Linked DNA regions of Mus musculus: region 2 is linked to region 1. A link is a loop called in an ENCODE intact Hi-C map of the cell type or tissue named here. Cell type or tissue: left cerebral cortex. All regions are shown on one strand.

The links. A loop is a pair of places that touch in the nucleus more often than their neighbours do. Peaks named below come from ENCODE experiments on the same cell type or tissue, not always from the same donor. Only the 100,000 strongest peaks of a DNase experiment are listed, where the experiment ranks them.
Region 2: a loop joins it to region 1, with 4 times the contacts of the local background. A loop is called at or near these places in 2 of 42 quality-filtered maps.

The regions. Positions count from the first base shown.
Region 1 is chr17:33,389,764-33,397,763 of GRCm38, forward strand. Zfp101 (zinc finger protein 101) reads right to left here and starts at 4,874. Exons shown (of 4, transcript NM_009542.2): 1 at 4,725-4,874. The coding sequence starts at 4,745. In left cerebral cortex, a CTCF peak has its summit at 4,823; DNase peaks (open chromatin) are centred at 4,237 and 4,908; H3K4me3 peaks cover 1,521 bases; H3K27ac peaks cover 873 bases.
Region 2 is chr17:33,887,372-33,895,371 of GRCm38, forward strand. It overlaps Kifc1 (kinesin family member C1), which reads right to left and starts at 3,262. Exons shown (of 11, transcript NM_001195298.1): 1 at 3,107-3,262. The coding sequence starts at 3,124. It also overlaps a transcript of Smim40 not described here. In left cerebral cortex, CTCF peaks have their summits at 3,589 (motif pointing left) and 4,676 (motif pointing right); a DNase peak (open chromatin) is centred at 3,438; H3K4me3 peaks cover 508 bases.

The DNA of each region.
Region 1 (8,000 bases):
TGCAATTTTAGATGTAGCTGTATGTCTTTAACAAAATTAGGTGCACCTCTGTTCTATATGTTTATTGTTGAAATGTCTTCTTGGTGGATTATTTCTACAATGAGATGAAGTGACACTTTTTATCTCTTTTGACTAGTTTTAGTTTGAAGTCTATTCTGTCAGATAAAGTATAGCTGCACCTTCTTCATTTCATTAGCTTGGAATACCAGCTACTATTCTTTTACCTAAGATGAAATCTATTTTTGATCATAAGGTAACAATTAGGATTTTAACACTAAGAGCTATTAATGGTCAGACATAGTGGTGCATACCTTTAATTCTAGCAGTTGGGAGGCAGAGGCAGGTGGATCAAGGCCATCATAGTCTACATAGTGACTTCATGGACAGTCAGAGTTACATCATGAATTGCTGTCTCAAAAAGAGAGACATTTCTACAAAGTGAGTTGCCTAGTAAAGGCTCAGACCAGCAGAGCGGCCCGAGAGACTGCTCAACCCCCTTTGGAAGAGGGCCAGAAGGTACCTACCTGAAAAGGACAGTGTCTACCTCACTGGCTGTCTAGGGTTCTCCAGGTGTCCAGCTTCCTAAAATGTCACCCATACTGCATGGTTGGCTTTGGTGATACAGCTATTCTTGATTCATTTCTGAACCTATAAGTAACTCTTCTCTCATATTTCTATAATAACCCCAATAAAACTCATTGGTTTACCAAGCTGGACTCTGGTAGGTACCATACTTTGGTCTATTGTTGGTTTTCTGTCTGGCTTGAAAAGACACAGCCAATAGAATTCCATCATAGAACAACTACATAGAAAAGTCACAGGTTAATTCAAATTTAGTAAGACTCAGGATTCACTAGTCAGCAAATAAACTAGATAAAAAAGAAAAAGAAAATCTGTAATTCAATGACATTATTAGGTCAGGGGTGGTGGAGTATGCCTTTAATCTCAGTATTCAGAAGGCAGAGGCTAGTAGATCTCCATGAGTTTCAGGGCACCCTGGCCTACATAGCAAGTTGCAGGCCAGCCACAGCTGTAATTTTAGATCAAGCGGTATGTCTTTTACAAAATTGGGTCCACCTCTGTTTGTTGTTTATGTTTAGTGACTGAGTCTCAAAAGATAGATAAATAAGCAAACAAATAAATAAGACACCATAAAACAAATGAACCAAGTAAACATACATAGACCATCCCACTCAAACATAAGACACACACTTAAGCAACCAGGAGGGAGGGAGTATTTCAGAGAACAATCCACTGAAAATGATCTACTTCCACATTGGTGTCTTCTGTGCTGATCAGGAAGAGAATCTCTATCACTAGCAGCCCACCCTGGAAGAGTGGTGGCGTCCCCTGATGTTGGGGCTCAGATGCCTGGGACCCTCCCTCCTAGTGCCTCTAGGATTTCCTGCTGTTTAGAGGGGTTTCCCTGGGTCTCACAGATAACATGGAAAACTACCAGGACAATGTCAACCACATTTTGTTACCCTGTTCTACCCTGTCCCTCCAACTCCTACTATGTCACAGGACATGTACAGGTGAGAAGCAGGGGCTCTGATGTCCAACCTGTCACCTTTGATTCTTTCTGTAAGGGATCTAGAATACCCTGACTTTCAGCCAAATCACACCGAGCTCTCAGCCAGCATTCTCTATCAGTGATTTCTACCTTAGTGACTCTGCCATGACCTCTTCCAGCCTATAATTTCTGACTCAGAAACCTGCATACTTGGAGACTTTTCTCTCACTCGGCAGGGAGTTCAGTGGATTCTGTGCTGCCGCTGACCCAGAGGACTCCCTGACCCCCCGACTATGTCATTTGCCTTCCACTCAGACCTTAACTCCCCCTAAGGAAACTCTGGATCTCTGACTTGTCCTCAGGCATTAGAGTCCTATAGGTCTGCAAGCTGCAAGTGTGGGATTAGGGGCTCCTTTCTGCTTAGACCTGATCCCGCAGGCTATCAGAAGCACAGCTGTCCCCTCCCTACCCTGCTCCCCAAAAGTGAAGTGAGAACTCCTTAGTATAAGGTAGAACCATCTCCTCCCAGTCCTTGAGTCTTAGGGTTCATACCCTCCACTCATTCTCCTGCACCCCGGTTCCTATCTCCAGAGCTCAGTGCTATAGAGGTAGAATTCATGGCACTGTGCCTTGCAACTCAAGGTTTTTGAGAAGAATTTGCTGTTACCTTGAAGACTGCCAAATCCTTTTAACCCCTGCACACTGGGATGGGATCTATACATCCTTCTCAGACGGTTAGGGAGAATAAATACATCATCTTGGGAACTAGGGCAATATTATTCAAGCTTTTCCTATAAAACATGATTTTGTACTTGACAGAAAAAGTCAGACAGGAAGATGGAGAGATGGCTCTGCAGTTAGGCCTCTTGTGGCTCTTCCAGAGGATTCAAGTTTGGTTTCCAGCTCCTATAGTAGGTGGCTCATACCTACATGTAAGTCCAGCTCTAGGGGATCCAACACTGTCTTCTGACCTCTGCAGAAACCCAAGCATACATGCAGATGTGCACAGGAACACGAACAACACAAACCCCAAAATATATCTTTTTCCAAAATAAATTAGACAGATCTTAAATGAACAACCTGAAGAAGCACCTGAAGGCTTTGGGAAAACAAGATCCCAAAGTCCAAATCCCTAAGTGAGCGAAATAATGACGATCAAGTCTGAAATTAAGTAAAAAATTAACTAAAAAACAAAATAAAACCCACTGAAGTGGAGGGATGGCTCAGAAGAGCATGTGTGCCTTTTGCAGAGGATCCGAGTTTAGTTCCCAGGACTTACATAATGGACCAGAACCATCTATAACTCCCTCATGAATCTAATGTTTTCTTCTAACCTCTGTGAGCATCTGGGAAACATGTTACATATCTTTTCTGTCAGGCGAAATGTTCACATAATATATATATATATATATATATATATTCATTCTACAAAATTGAGTTGGTGTTGAAAAGATAAACATAATTGATAAACCCTTAGCCAAATAAAACAAGACACACATTAATGAAATGGGAGCTGAGGAAGGAGGCATTCCAATAGACACCAAAGAAATTCAGAGAATCATGGTAACATACTTGAAAATCTTATATCTCCAGGTTGTGTGTGGTGGCGCACGCCTTTAATCCTAGCACTTAGGAGGCAGAGGCAGGCTGATCTCTGTCAGTTCAAGGCAAGCCTCATCTATATAGCACGTTCCAGGCCAGCCAAGGCTACACACAGTAAAACTCTGCCTGGAAATAAAAAAAATTAGTATGCATTCCATGCTTGCCACTAAGCAGTCAATGACACACATGCTGCTAAAGAGAAAATCCTGGGATCTTCCTGCCAGAATCTAAGGGAGAAAAACTGTACAGCAGGATGAGCACAGGGCTGACTCTGTAGAATGTTTACTTAGTATGGAGACGCCCCCCCACCCCCACCCTCGGTCCCAGCACCAGCACCACATCAAAGCAAGTGTGCTGGCTCATGCCTTGAAATCCTAAAACCTGAAGGCAGGAGGATCCCAAGTTCAAGGTCATCTACATATGGAGTTTCATGATAGCCAGGGATCTATGAAACCCGGTTTTAAAATAAAAGTAAAAGTAAAAATAAATGAAGCCGAAGAAATGAGTCAACAGGCAAAAGCAGTCGTCAAGCATGCGTTGTGACCTGTGTTTGATCCCTGAACCCAGGGAATGGACAGGAGAACCAACTCCAACCCCACAAGGGAGTCCTTTGACCTGCACAGTATATACTATGGCACGGGAGCCCAAAGATTGGCTCACCACACATGAACAACACTAATAAAATTTGAAATGTTTTGTGCACTCAAACCAACTCTCAAAAAAATACCTCATCCAGAAGATAGAAGACACGTATGTTTTTCTCCCAGATGGCCCCTGTCCACACTTTCCCTAGTCGCAAATTACACTGTCTAGAAAAACGATTTACATAAGGGCAAAGGAAACAACCGAAGATGTTAATATTTTTCTAGAGGACTGTAATCTTGGTAAATACTAATTAAGGAGCCCACCTTGTAGGGCATGATGGTGCTCGCATCTAAACTGCAGTTCTCAGGAAGCAGAAGCAGGCAGATCTCTTGAGTTCAAGGTAGGCCTGGTCTACGTAATGAGTTCCAAGAAAGGAAAGAAGACAAACAAACACACATTACAGGCAGAGGCAGGAGAATCTCTGAGTTCGAAGCCAGCCTGGTCTACCAAGTGAGTTCCAGGGTAGCCAGGGCTACTGAGAAACCCTGTCTGAAAAACAAAGAAATCAACCAATCAAAAACTCACCAGCACCACTGCCACCAAAAGCACATTACATATTCCTTCTCTTTGGAGAAGCAGCCTAGAGCAAAACTAATACAAAATCAAGGAGACCTCAGAAAACAATAAAGCAGGCCAAACGCAAGTGCAAGGTCAGACCAGCAGTAACGCTCAACACCCACGTCCTTTCACTACACTGACCAGACCGCATCACCAACCCGTGAGCGCTGCAAAGTCTGCAGGGTGCAGGACCACCGAGCTCATTCCCCATGATAGCCAAGGGACTGGGATAAAGCAGTTTTACAGCGACAGGGCAGGAGGAGCCTCCGACTCCTGGCTCCGCCGGTGCCAAGCTCCACCTCGAACTGCAGCACAGCGCCAGAGGAACGTCGGGTCGGCGGTGCCAAGCTGCGCCAGGCTACGTCAAAGCCGCGGCCCACGACTCCGGGAGCAACCGTGTACTCACCATTTCCAGCTTCGGACGCATGCGGGGGTCCTTCGGAAGAGCCTGCCGACAAAATAGGTGGCACTGACTGAAACCAGCTGTCACAACACCTCACAAAAGCTACACGGGATTCAAAAATGGAGCCAGGGGCAGAAACTTCAGAACATCCGTGTTCCTCATTTGACAGTTCCAGCAAGGAAGTAACAGCGGCTCTGATTGGCGAAAGATGCTGGACCCGCCTTCTTATTCGTGAGTAGCAGGATCAACAACCTCTCCCATACTTGACGCAAATGGGGAAAAAAAAAAAAAAAAAAAAGATAGAGCAACACCCAATCTTAACCCAGACGTTCCGTTTGGAGTAAATATGTGGGATCCTTGCATTTAAGCACGACGCCTTCTGGGATTTTAGTGCACGCACTCGCTTTGTCGTGTACTCAGTGGGCTTCTACTGTTTCACATAAAATAGCGCTACAGATTGGCTCTGGACATCCCAGACTCAGTGTAGGGAAAGGAAAACCCATGACCCCAAACAGAGAAGGTTACCCGGTCAGGAGAGGACAGTGCCAATAATGAGTGCCAACTTAAGAATCTGAGATGAGGCAAATGGACTTTTGCACCTATATTTTTTGAAAGTTAAGATTTAAAATGTTGATTGAGCCCCAGGTTTGAAAGAAACCTGTACAAATATGTTAAAGCTTTGTCTGAAGAAATAATATTTTAAAACACGTTTGATAAAGACATATGCTTTTGCAAATGTCTCTTCTTACAGGCTTTACTTGGACTACTTCTGGGTATTGAACATTATTACTATAAACCAAGCCAAGAGCAGAAAGCAACATATATGAATTAATAATGTAAATAGAAAAAAACTTGTAAGCAAAGAAGAGGCTTTCGCTCCGGTACTGGTTGGCCTTTTGTCGACTTGATGTTAGTGGGGGTCATCTGAGAGAAGGGAACTCAACTTAGAAATGCCTCCATTAGATTGGCTATAGGCAAGACTGTAGAATATTTTTGGATTAAAGAATGATGTGTGTGTGTGGGGGGGGGGGGGTTTCCAATCTACTGTATTAATGCATACTTAGGTAGATAGGCCTAGGCTGTATAAAAAGGGAGAGTGAACATGCAGTATTTCCCCATGACCTCTACTTCAGTTCCCACCTCCAAATTTCTTCTTGAGTCCTGTGATGATTATTTTTCTGGTTGTCAACTTGACTCTGTTAGTCATGAAATCAAATCTGGGAATGGAGGACATACCTGTGAGAACTTTTTGCTTGCTTTGGAGTCGGTGATTCTGCTTCAGGTCTGGACCTTTGAGGTAGGGAGTCCCAGGCCTTTGAACCAAACCTTGAATCAGCTCTAATCTAGGCTACAGGCTTTGCTAGAGCTGGACGAGGAAGCTTCTGCTCCTGCCTGCTTGCCCTAGCCTTGCTAGCATGTCCATTCCTTCACTGGCATCAGAACCTTACTTTTTAGGGATTCCAGCATAAGCTGAAGACCAGCTGAGACATTTAGCCTCGTGGTCTGAGAAACTACAGGATTCTTGGGCTTTCCATCCACAGCCAACCATTGTTGGATTAGCTAGACCGCAGCCTGTGAGTCTTTCCAGTAAACCCCTTTTCTATACATATAGAAAGATTCATTCTGTAAGCTTTGTTACTCTCAAGAACTCTAATAATTTCCCTTCATGATGAACTTTAAGCCATAAGATAAAATACATCCTTCCCTAAACAAAGTTGCTTTTGTTTAAAGCAATGGAAAGAAAAGATAGAACCATTTCAACTAAACTCTTATTCAATGACCAGAAAACACAGTGAAAAGGTATGTTAAGAAATGAAGTCACACATGAGATACCTTTTATAAAATACTAACAGTCAAGTAGATCACACAAAAGACACATAGGTCTTATAAAATTACTGATTTTACTTCTGCCTTTAGAATATGTTCTGAATTGAAATAAATTGAATGAGAGAGAGAGAAAGAGAGAGAGAGAAAGAGAGAGAGAGAGAGAGAGAGAGAGAGAGAGAGAGAACCAGTGACTGGGTGAAGGTTATAATCAGAAACTTCTCAAAACCAGTACAAATAGTCAATGAATATATAAAAGCTAGTCAACTATTTTGCCAAGAAGGAAATTCACAGAAAAGAAGTAAATGAGACCAACATTTGTATCTCTTTGATCTCTTTTTTTGTCTAATTTCTCTGGCTATAATTTTGAATACTATATTAGAGAGAAAGAGAGAGAGAGAGAGACAGGGAGAGAGAGAGAGAGAGAGAGAGAGAGAGAGAGAGAGAGAGAGAGGAGACCCTTGTCTAGTCCCTGATTTTAATGGGTTTCTCCCCATTTTATTTGATGTTGTCTATTGGTCTGCTGTATGTTGCTTTTGTTATATTTAGGTATGCACCTTGAATACCTGATCTCTTCAATACTTTTAACATGAATGGGTGTTGTATTTTTGCCAAAGTCTTTTTATGCATCTAATAAGAATATCATGTGTTTTTTTTTCTTTGAGTTTGTTTATATATTGGATTACATTGATGGATTTCCATATATTAAACCATCCCTGCATCCCTGGGATGAAGCCTACTTGATCATGGTGGATGATTTTTTTGATGTGTTCTTGGATTCGGTTTACGAGAATTTTATTGAGTATTTCTGCATTGATATTCATAAAGCAAATTGGTCTGTAGTTCTTTCTTTGTTGGGTCTTTTGGTGGTTTAGGTGTCAGTGTAACTGTGGCTTCATAGAAAGAATTGGGTAGTGTTCCTTCTGTTTCTATTTTGTGGAATAGTTTGAAAAGTATTTGGTATTAGATTTTCTTCACAGGTCTGATAGAATTCTGCACTAAAACCATCTGGCCCTGGGCTCTTTTTAGTTGGGAGACTTAATGACAGCATCTACTTCCTTTGGGGTTATGAGGCTGTTTAGATGGTTTATCTGATCCTGATTTAACTTTGGTGCCTGGTAGCTGTCTAGAAAATCATCCATTTCATCCAGGTTTTTTAGTTTTGTTGAGTTTAGACTTTTGTAGTAGGATCTGATTATTTTTTGAATTTCCAAGCTTTCCCTTGTTATGTCTCCAATTTCATTTCTGATTTTGTTAATTTTGACACTGTCTCTGTGCCATCTGGTTAGTCTGACTAAGTGTTTATCTAACTTTTTGATTTTCTCAAAGAACCAGCTCCTAGTTTGGTTGATATTTTATATAGTTCTTTTTGTTCCTACTTGGTTGATTTTGCCCTGAGTTTGATTATTTCCTGCCTTCTACTCCTCTTAAGTGTATTTGCTTCTTTTTGTTCTA
Region 2 (8,000 bases), 500 kb after region 1:
TTTTTCAAGACAGGGTTTCTCTATAGCCCTGGCTGTCCTGGAACTCACTTTGTAGACCAGGCTGGCCTCGAACTCAGAAATCCACCTGCCTCTGCCTCCCTAGTGCTGGGACTACAGACATATGCCCCACACCTGGTCCCTGCACATATTACAAAGCCTAATGAACTAACTGCTTTTGGTCCAGCTTCGGGATAATGATCTTGGTTAAGCATGATAGCAGATGCCTATAATCCCAGCTATTGGAGAGGGTGAGGCAGAAAGATTCCAAGCTTGAGGCTGGCCTAGGCAACTTAGCAAGGCTGTTTAATTACAATTGGACAAATGAACAAAAGAGACTTGGAGATGGCCTGTGAGTAGAACATGTGGCGAGAACCATTCAATCCCAGCACAAAACAGAAAGGCTGGTTAGGGAGCTCAGGAGATAAGGGCACTCGATGGCAGCCACACACACCCCAGAGTAAATAAACAGACAGCTTTGGTTGCAAATCCTAAGCTCTCCAAGCTGATAGCTGCAGCACTACTTGAACTTTCTGGCAGTGAACATGGGCATGGGCCCACCACTGTTTCCAGTCTCCCTCAGCTCGTGTGCACTTTAAACTTTGCACTCAACTCACTGACTCTCTGGGTAGAGCATTTAAAAGAAGCTGTCCTGGCCATCCATCCATAGCTACATAAAATTCCAGGTCAGTCTGGGCTACATGGATGGGGTGGGGTTAGGGACAGGACAGGACAAGGGGTTGCAGCATCTCTATAACTTATAAAATAACTATCTTAGTCAGGGTTTCTATTCCTGCACAAACATCATGACCAAGAAGCAAGTTGGGGAGGAAAGGGTTTATTCGGCTTACACTTGCACATTGTTGTTCATCACCAAGGAAGTCAGGACTGGAACTCAAGCAGGTCAGGAAGCAGGAGCTGATGCAGAGGCCATGGAGGGATGTTCTTTATTGGCTAATTTCCCCTGGCTTGCTCAGCCTGCTCTCTTATAGAAGAGAGCAAGACTACCAGCCCAGAGATGGTCCCACCCACAAGGGGCCTTTCCCCCTTGATCACTAATTAAGATAATGCTTTACAGCTGGATCTCATGGAGGCATTCCCCCAACTGAAGCTCCTTTCTCTGTGATAACTCCAGCCTGTGTCAAGTAGACACAAATTAGCCAGTACAGTAACCAATTCCTTAGCTGCCACAGCCATATGCATCCCAGGCTAAGCTATGAGGGAGGCAGAGTTTGTAGAGAACAATGTTACACCATAATGTAAAAAGTCACACCTTGACAGCGATTTAAAAAAAAAAAAAAAAAAAAAAAAGATGGTTCACTAAATTGGTTCTCATACATTTTCCTTAAAAAAAAAAAAAGTAAACAATAACAAAGCCAAGAGCGGTGATCCCAACTCTCTGGAGGCAGAAGCAGTGGGTACACCAGTTCTAGCCAGTTCTAGACTAGCCAGAGTAACATGGTAAGACCCTATTTCAAAATACAAAAAACCCAACTTTATTACTGAGTAATTGAAAAGCACTACCTTTTATGTTTTTCATGCTTTTTCTGGACAACTCTAACCAGTATAAATCTCTCTCTCCCTGCCGAAAGGGAGACACAAGGACCTCTTCTCTCAGACACACTTAACACACAGTACAGCTGGGCACTGATGGCGCACACCTTTAACCCCAGCACTCGGGAGGCAGAGGCAGGCAGATCTCTGAGTTCTAAGCCAGCCTGGTCTACAGAGTGAGTTCTAGGACAGCCAGGGTTACACAGGGAAAACAGCTACCACCACCACAAAACAACAACAAACAAACCACAAAACAACAACAACAAACAAACAAAACAACAACAACAAATCAGCAAGCAAACCCTGCTATTCTTGGGCATGCTACCAGCTTCAGGTTACTAGGTCAAATTTATATTGGTTTTTTTTTTTTTTTTTGAGACAATGTATCACTGGCCTGAATCTCCAAGCTCTGGTCTGAGCCTCCACACAGGTGACCTCAGGTGCACAACTGACTTCAGGATGGTTCGTTGCTTTTGGTTCAGGGGACTATAGACCCAGGTGTTTCTTGGATGCTCGCCTAGCACTGCACCACAGACCTCTTCCTTCCAGTTTTAACTCTCCATACCTTAGTTAATGTTGTTCCTCCTAGCTTTCTTCTTCCCCTTCCATCTGCTTGAACCTTTACTGTCCTTCACTCCCTCCCAATAGAGATACAAATTGTATTATGTCTGTCTCCCCAGGGAGTGTCAGCTCACTGGTAGCTAGGACTCCTGTCTCCTACATAAGTACAGCTGTGCAGGGCCAGAAGATGCTTGGCAAATACTGCAGGAACAAATCTGAGAAAAACTATTTTACTTTTTAACTGTCACCTGTCACAGTGCAGTGCTCTCCCTTTTGGCTGTGAGTATACCAGAAAGTCTCTTCAAGCTGAACACCGACTGTGAGTCAGTCTAGACTGAAATGCTGGTAAACAAAGAATGCAGGCCGGTCTTTCCTGACACCAGAGAGATCAGTCCATTAATTGCCACACACATACGCCTCAGATGCTTGTGGTGAAGAAGGGCACCCCCATAAACTAGTCAGCAGTCCAAATGAGCAAAAGGAAGAGGCAGGCGAGGGAATAAGGATCCTCTGGGCCGATGCCCCCATTTCTCCTCTCCCCTTCCTCTATCCCGATCCAGCAGCAACACAACAGGTCATCAGCAAGAAAGGTACTTTGCGGACAAGCGACAAGGCCTCTTTCAGAACCCTCGCTTCTCCCACAAGGCGATCTGTAAGAACTGAGAAGCACAAACATGTCGAATCCGCTTGAGAATTCGAAATGGGAAATGCTGGAGGGGGATAAGGGACACGGGATGGTCGCGCCTGCACGACTGGAATGGCGGGCCAACGTCGCTGCGACTGTCCTGGGACCTCGCCGTGTGTGTGTGTGTGTGTGTGTGTGTGTGTGTGTGTGTGTTGCCCTCACTGACTCGGCCGCTGGTGTCCTGGGCGCGAGGCGGTGCGACCCTCCCCTGCAGGACGGCTTGCCCCGACCTGTCCCCGGGACGCGGGTCTCCGGGCGGCCGGCCTGCGTCCTCCGATCTTGGCGCGAGGTCGTCTCCGCCGCACTCACCTGCGCCTGCACGTCCATGGTGGTCCGCACAGAAAGGGTGCAAAGGCAGCAGGCAGGACGATGAGACCCGCGTCCTCTCAAGGGCTCGCGCCGCAAAACGCCGAAGCCAGGCTGTCCAGGAGCCAGGCCAATCAGCCACACCCGCCACTTTTGAATTTCAACCTCCGCGCAGTCAACGCACTTCAATCCGCAGAGGCCAATCCGCGCCGGCGCCGCGGTCGCGAGCCAATCACGGTGCCCTCCGCCTCCGGGGCCACGCCCCCTGAGTCGCGACTCTTCTAGTCCGCTAGAGCACCAGAACTAGACCCCTTGGATCCTACTTCCGGATCCGCTCTTCCTCTTTTCTCCCTCTCCCCCTCCCGAGCGCCGAGCGCGGCTTCCTGAGGTCTCTGGTTGCGTCAGAAGTGCGCTTGTGTGGAGGAGTGGCGTGGGGGAGGCAATACGCATGTGCCTGAGCGGGGTCGGGGCGGAGCGAGCGCCACCTAGCGGATACTGCTGAACTTGCACACCTCCTCGCCAACCCTGTAGACTGGAGACTGTTACACCGAGGTCGCTCTTGGTCCACTTTCTCAGGTCCGAAAAGTGGAAGCTGGTTGATGGCGCTGACCTGTCCTCAAAGAAGAAAAAGTGGAACCCATATCTGGAGATGTAATAAAGTCATAAATCTAGAGTAGGGCCGGGAGGATAGCAAACTGGTTATCCCTGAAACTCATATAATGTGGAAGGTGAGAACTAATTCGCCACAAAGTTTTCTGTGCCCCTCCTGCCTCCAATATTATATATTATACATAAACAATATGTATTATATACATAAACATATATCTTTACACATATAAATAATACCCAATAGTACGTATTATATATATAAGCATATATATATATATATATATATATATATATATAAAACACATAAATTACATATATATTTATTTTGTTTTTTCGAGATTGGGTTTCTCTGTGTAGCCCTGACTGTCTTGGAATTCTATTTGTAGAACAGGCTGGCCTTGAACTCAGAGATGCTAGGGCTACCCTGTGCCACCATGCCCAGGTCAATAAACAATCTTTTAGATTAAAAAATCAAAACAAAACTAGAAGCCAGGCTTGGTGGCACACGCCTTTAATCCCAGTTCCCAGTACTCAGAATGCAGAGGCAGACAGATCTCTTGAGTTCAAGGCCAACCAGGTCTACAAAGTAAATTCCAGGGCAGCCAGGCTCTGTAGAGAGACCCTGTCTTAAATAAATAAAGAAACACACACACACACATACATACATACATAACTGGATAAATAAATAGTATGTTTCTTTTTTTTTTTTTTTTTTTTTTGGTTTTTTGAGACAGGGTTTCTCTGTGTAGCCCTGGCTGTCCTGGAACTCACTCTGTAGACCAGGCTGGCCTCGAACTCAGAAATCTGCCTGCCTCTGCCTCCCGAGTGCTGGGATTAAAGGCGTGCGCAACCACACCCAGCAGTTTCTTTTTTTTTTTAAAGATTTATTATATGTAAGTACACTGTAGCTGTCCTCAGACACTCCAGAAGAGGGCGCCAGATCTCATTACGGATGGTTTTGAGCCACCATGTGGTTGCTGGGATTTGAACTCAGGACCTTTGGAATAGCAGTCAGTGCTCTTAACCACTGAGCCATCTCTCCAGCCCAAATAGTATGTTTCTTGACACCAAACTCTAAATCTACAGCCCCCAAAGACCTTACTTGAGATGTTTCCAAGTCTACAAATGTTAATGGGGGGACACTAGAAAATTTCTGGTTATAATTCGCCAAACTGGTTATAATTTTAAACTAGACAGTATTTCCCTAGTGACTTTCTAGAAAAAAAGCAAAAGTTTTAGTGTGTGACAAAATGTGAGTTTGTCTTCTACTGAAACCTGTTTTGGGAGTTTATCTTTCTTGGCATGAAGCCTGACAGCAAGGTAAACCAACCTGTGAGATTTTACACATGGGATGGACTGACCTGGCCCCTGCAGCCTTGGGATAGGAGCTGGCTCAGGAAGGACGGCCTGCTGCTGCTAAACTGTCTGATGCAGCCAAAGCTCCATCACAGAGCTCAGAGAAGGATACATTTGGACAACAAAGGGAAAACAAATATCTTCCTTATGTATCAATTAGAATAACAGAGGCTTACCAGAGCAAGACGAAATCCTCACAGGAGGTGATCTCAGTGGCTTCGTTGGGGGCTAGGTCAGTCTTCAGCTGGCTGGCAGAGCAGTCCCGGATTGCAGCAGCCACACCCAGAAGATCTGAAAGATTTTTCTGCAGAGAAGGAATTTGGGAGAACGACTCACCTCGGTGAAACAGTCAACCCAATGTTGTTCTTAAATTGCGCAGGTCCTGCCAGCAGGCAGTTCTTTGCCCAGTGGTCAGTAGTACCACACTTGAAGCGAGCTCCAGGGGAGTGAGTTGCCGCAAATCTTTGGAGACAGCCTCCTGCTGCTATCAGGAGCTGGTATTTGTGGTCAGGGGGAGCCTTTTTCATTAAACACCATAAATGCAATAGTCAGCAGATCTCTGAGGGGTTTGAGAGGCAATATGTAATCCTTCTATTAGGCAGACCCGATTTTAAACAAATACTTGTTTTAGTTATTTGCTTTAGGCTTAACCTTGCCAATAGTCAGGGTTTGTATATGCTTGGCCCAGGGAGTGTCACTACTTGGAGGTGTGGCCTTGTTGGGTTAGGTGTGTCATTGTGGGTGTGGGCTTTAAGACCCTACTCCTAGCTGCCTGTCAGTATGGCACTAGCAGCCTTCAGATGAAGATGCAGAACTCTCAGATCCTTCTGCAGCATGCCTGCCGTGATGTCGCCATGTTCCTGTTTTGATGATAATGGACTGAACCTCTGAACCTGTAAGCCAGCCCCAGTTAAATGTCCTTTATAAGACTCGCCTTGGTCATGGTATCTGTTTACAGCAGTAAAACCCTAACTAAGACAGACCAGGGACTGAGGTGTTGCTGTGATGGGCCTGAATTTGGAAGAATGTGGATTTGGGAACTTTGGGTTTGGAAAGCAGTGGAATGCTTTAAATGGGGCTTAATGAGCTAACCCAAGAGGTTTCAGTGGAGAATTTCAATATGTGGCCTAGAGAATGTTCTTGTGGTATTTTGGTGTAGAATGTGACTACTTCTTGCCCTTTTCTGAAGAGTCTGCCTGAAGCTAAGGTTAAGAGACTCAGCAGGAGCCGGGCGTGGTGGTGCACGCCTTTAATCCCAGCACTCGGGAGGCAGAGGCAGGCGGATTTCTGAGTTCGAGGCCAGCCTGGTCTACAAAGTGAGCTCCAGGACAGCCAGGGCTATACAGAGAAACCCTGTCTCGAAAAAACAAAAAAAAAAAAAGAGAGAGAGAGAGAGGGAGAGAGAGACTCAACAGGGCAGTGGTGGTGCACGCCTTTAACCCCAGCACTTGGGAGGCAGAGGCAGGCAGATTTCTGAGTACAAGGCCAGCCTGGTCTACAGAGTGAGTTCCAGGACAGCCAGGGCTACATAGAGAAACCCTGTCTCAGAAAAAGAGAGAGAGAGAGAGAGATCAAATTAATTGCATTGACAAGGGAAGTCTCAGAAATGCCCATCACAGACTTTTGTTCTCTGGTTAAGTCTCATGAAGAGCATTTTGAACAAGCACAGCAAGCTGAGAAAGGAAAAATACAAAATATATGGTTTGAGCATTAAATGGACACCAGGAAGTGCAATGGAGCTGAGTCCTGTCCTCACCGATATTACGTTGAATTAACGGAATAATTAAGGTCCGAGCTTGGTAGCACAAGCCTTTAGTCCCAGGAGGCAAAGACAAGCAGATCTCTGAGTTCAAGGCCAATGCAAGTTCTAGGTGAAGAAAAACTTAAATTCTGTCTGGGTGGACCACACTTTCAAATGCCAGTGCTTAGGAGCCAGGCATGCAGATCTCAGAGTTCAAAGTCAGTCTAAGAAGCAAGCTCCAGGGTAGCTAAACCTAGGCAGTGAAGGAGTTGGAAAACTGAAAGCTGGTGATAATGTAATAGAACAAGGGGCCATGTTCCAGCCTGAGCAAGCAGCAGAATTTGGCAGCTTTGGACACATGGCTCTGGCTTTAGAGTCCAGAATAGAAGGAACTACTGGGATAATTGATGCTGGTTGGCTGGAGCTAAGAAATTAGTGATGATTAAGAAGAAACCAGCATCACTGAGGTGAAATCTTCTGGGAAGTGTTTCCTGAGAGCACAAAGAAGCTGTGTTCCAGAGATAGCCAAGTTAAAACTTGTGCTGCAGCTGTGCTTAGTAATGTGCAAGTGTCACCCAGGTGATACCAGTTTTGAAGGTATGGAGAGGTCATGAAGAACAGCTGAGGCTTGGCACTGTGAAAGGCCATGGAAGGACATAGGTGATGGTTCAGCCTCGGTTGTAGTTGACAGCCCAGGACTGAAGGGGTCACAAAAAGGATTTGAGGCTTGGCACCATGAAGAGAGCCAATGAGAGGCTACTAGTGAAGCCTAGGCGCAAAGAAGCCCCCGGTGTGTTGGAGATGTCAGTACCATGGGATGATCACCAAGAACAGCAGCAGCAGTGGAGTGGATCAACCCAAGCTTAGAGTGCTACAGAGGGCAGAGCTGTGAAAGAGCTCCAAGCCCTTTGGAGGAGCCCAAGGTCATGTGTGGATCCCACACTCTGGAACAAGAAGCTATAACATTGAAGTTGCCTTGGAGGCCCCAAGATGTTTGAGATGCCAGAGTCATGGGCTGTCTGCTGAGGAAAGCTGCTAACAGAGTGGAACCAGCCCAGGAGAAAGAAGTTTGTTGCAGTCAACAAAGATGAAAAAGGAGTTGGAGCCAGGCTTGGCTGTGTACACCTTTAATCCCAGCACTTGGGAGGCAGAGGCAGGCGGATTTCTGAGTTCGAGGCCAGCCTGGTCTAC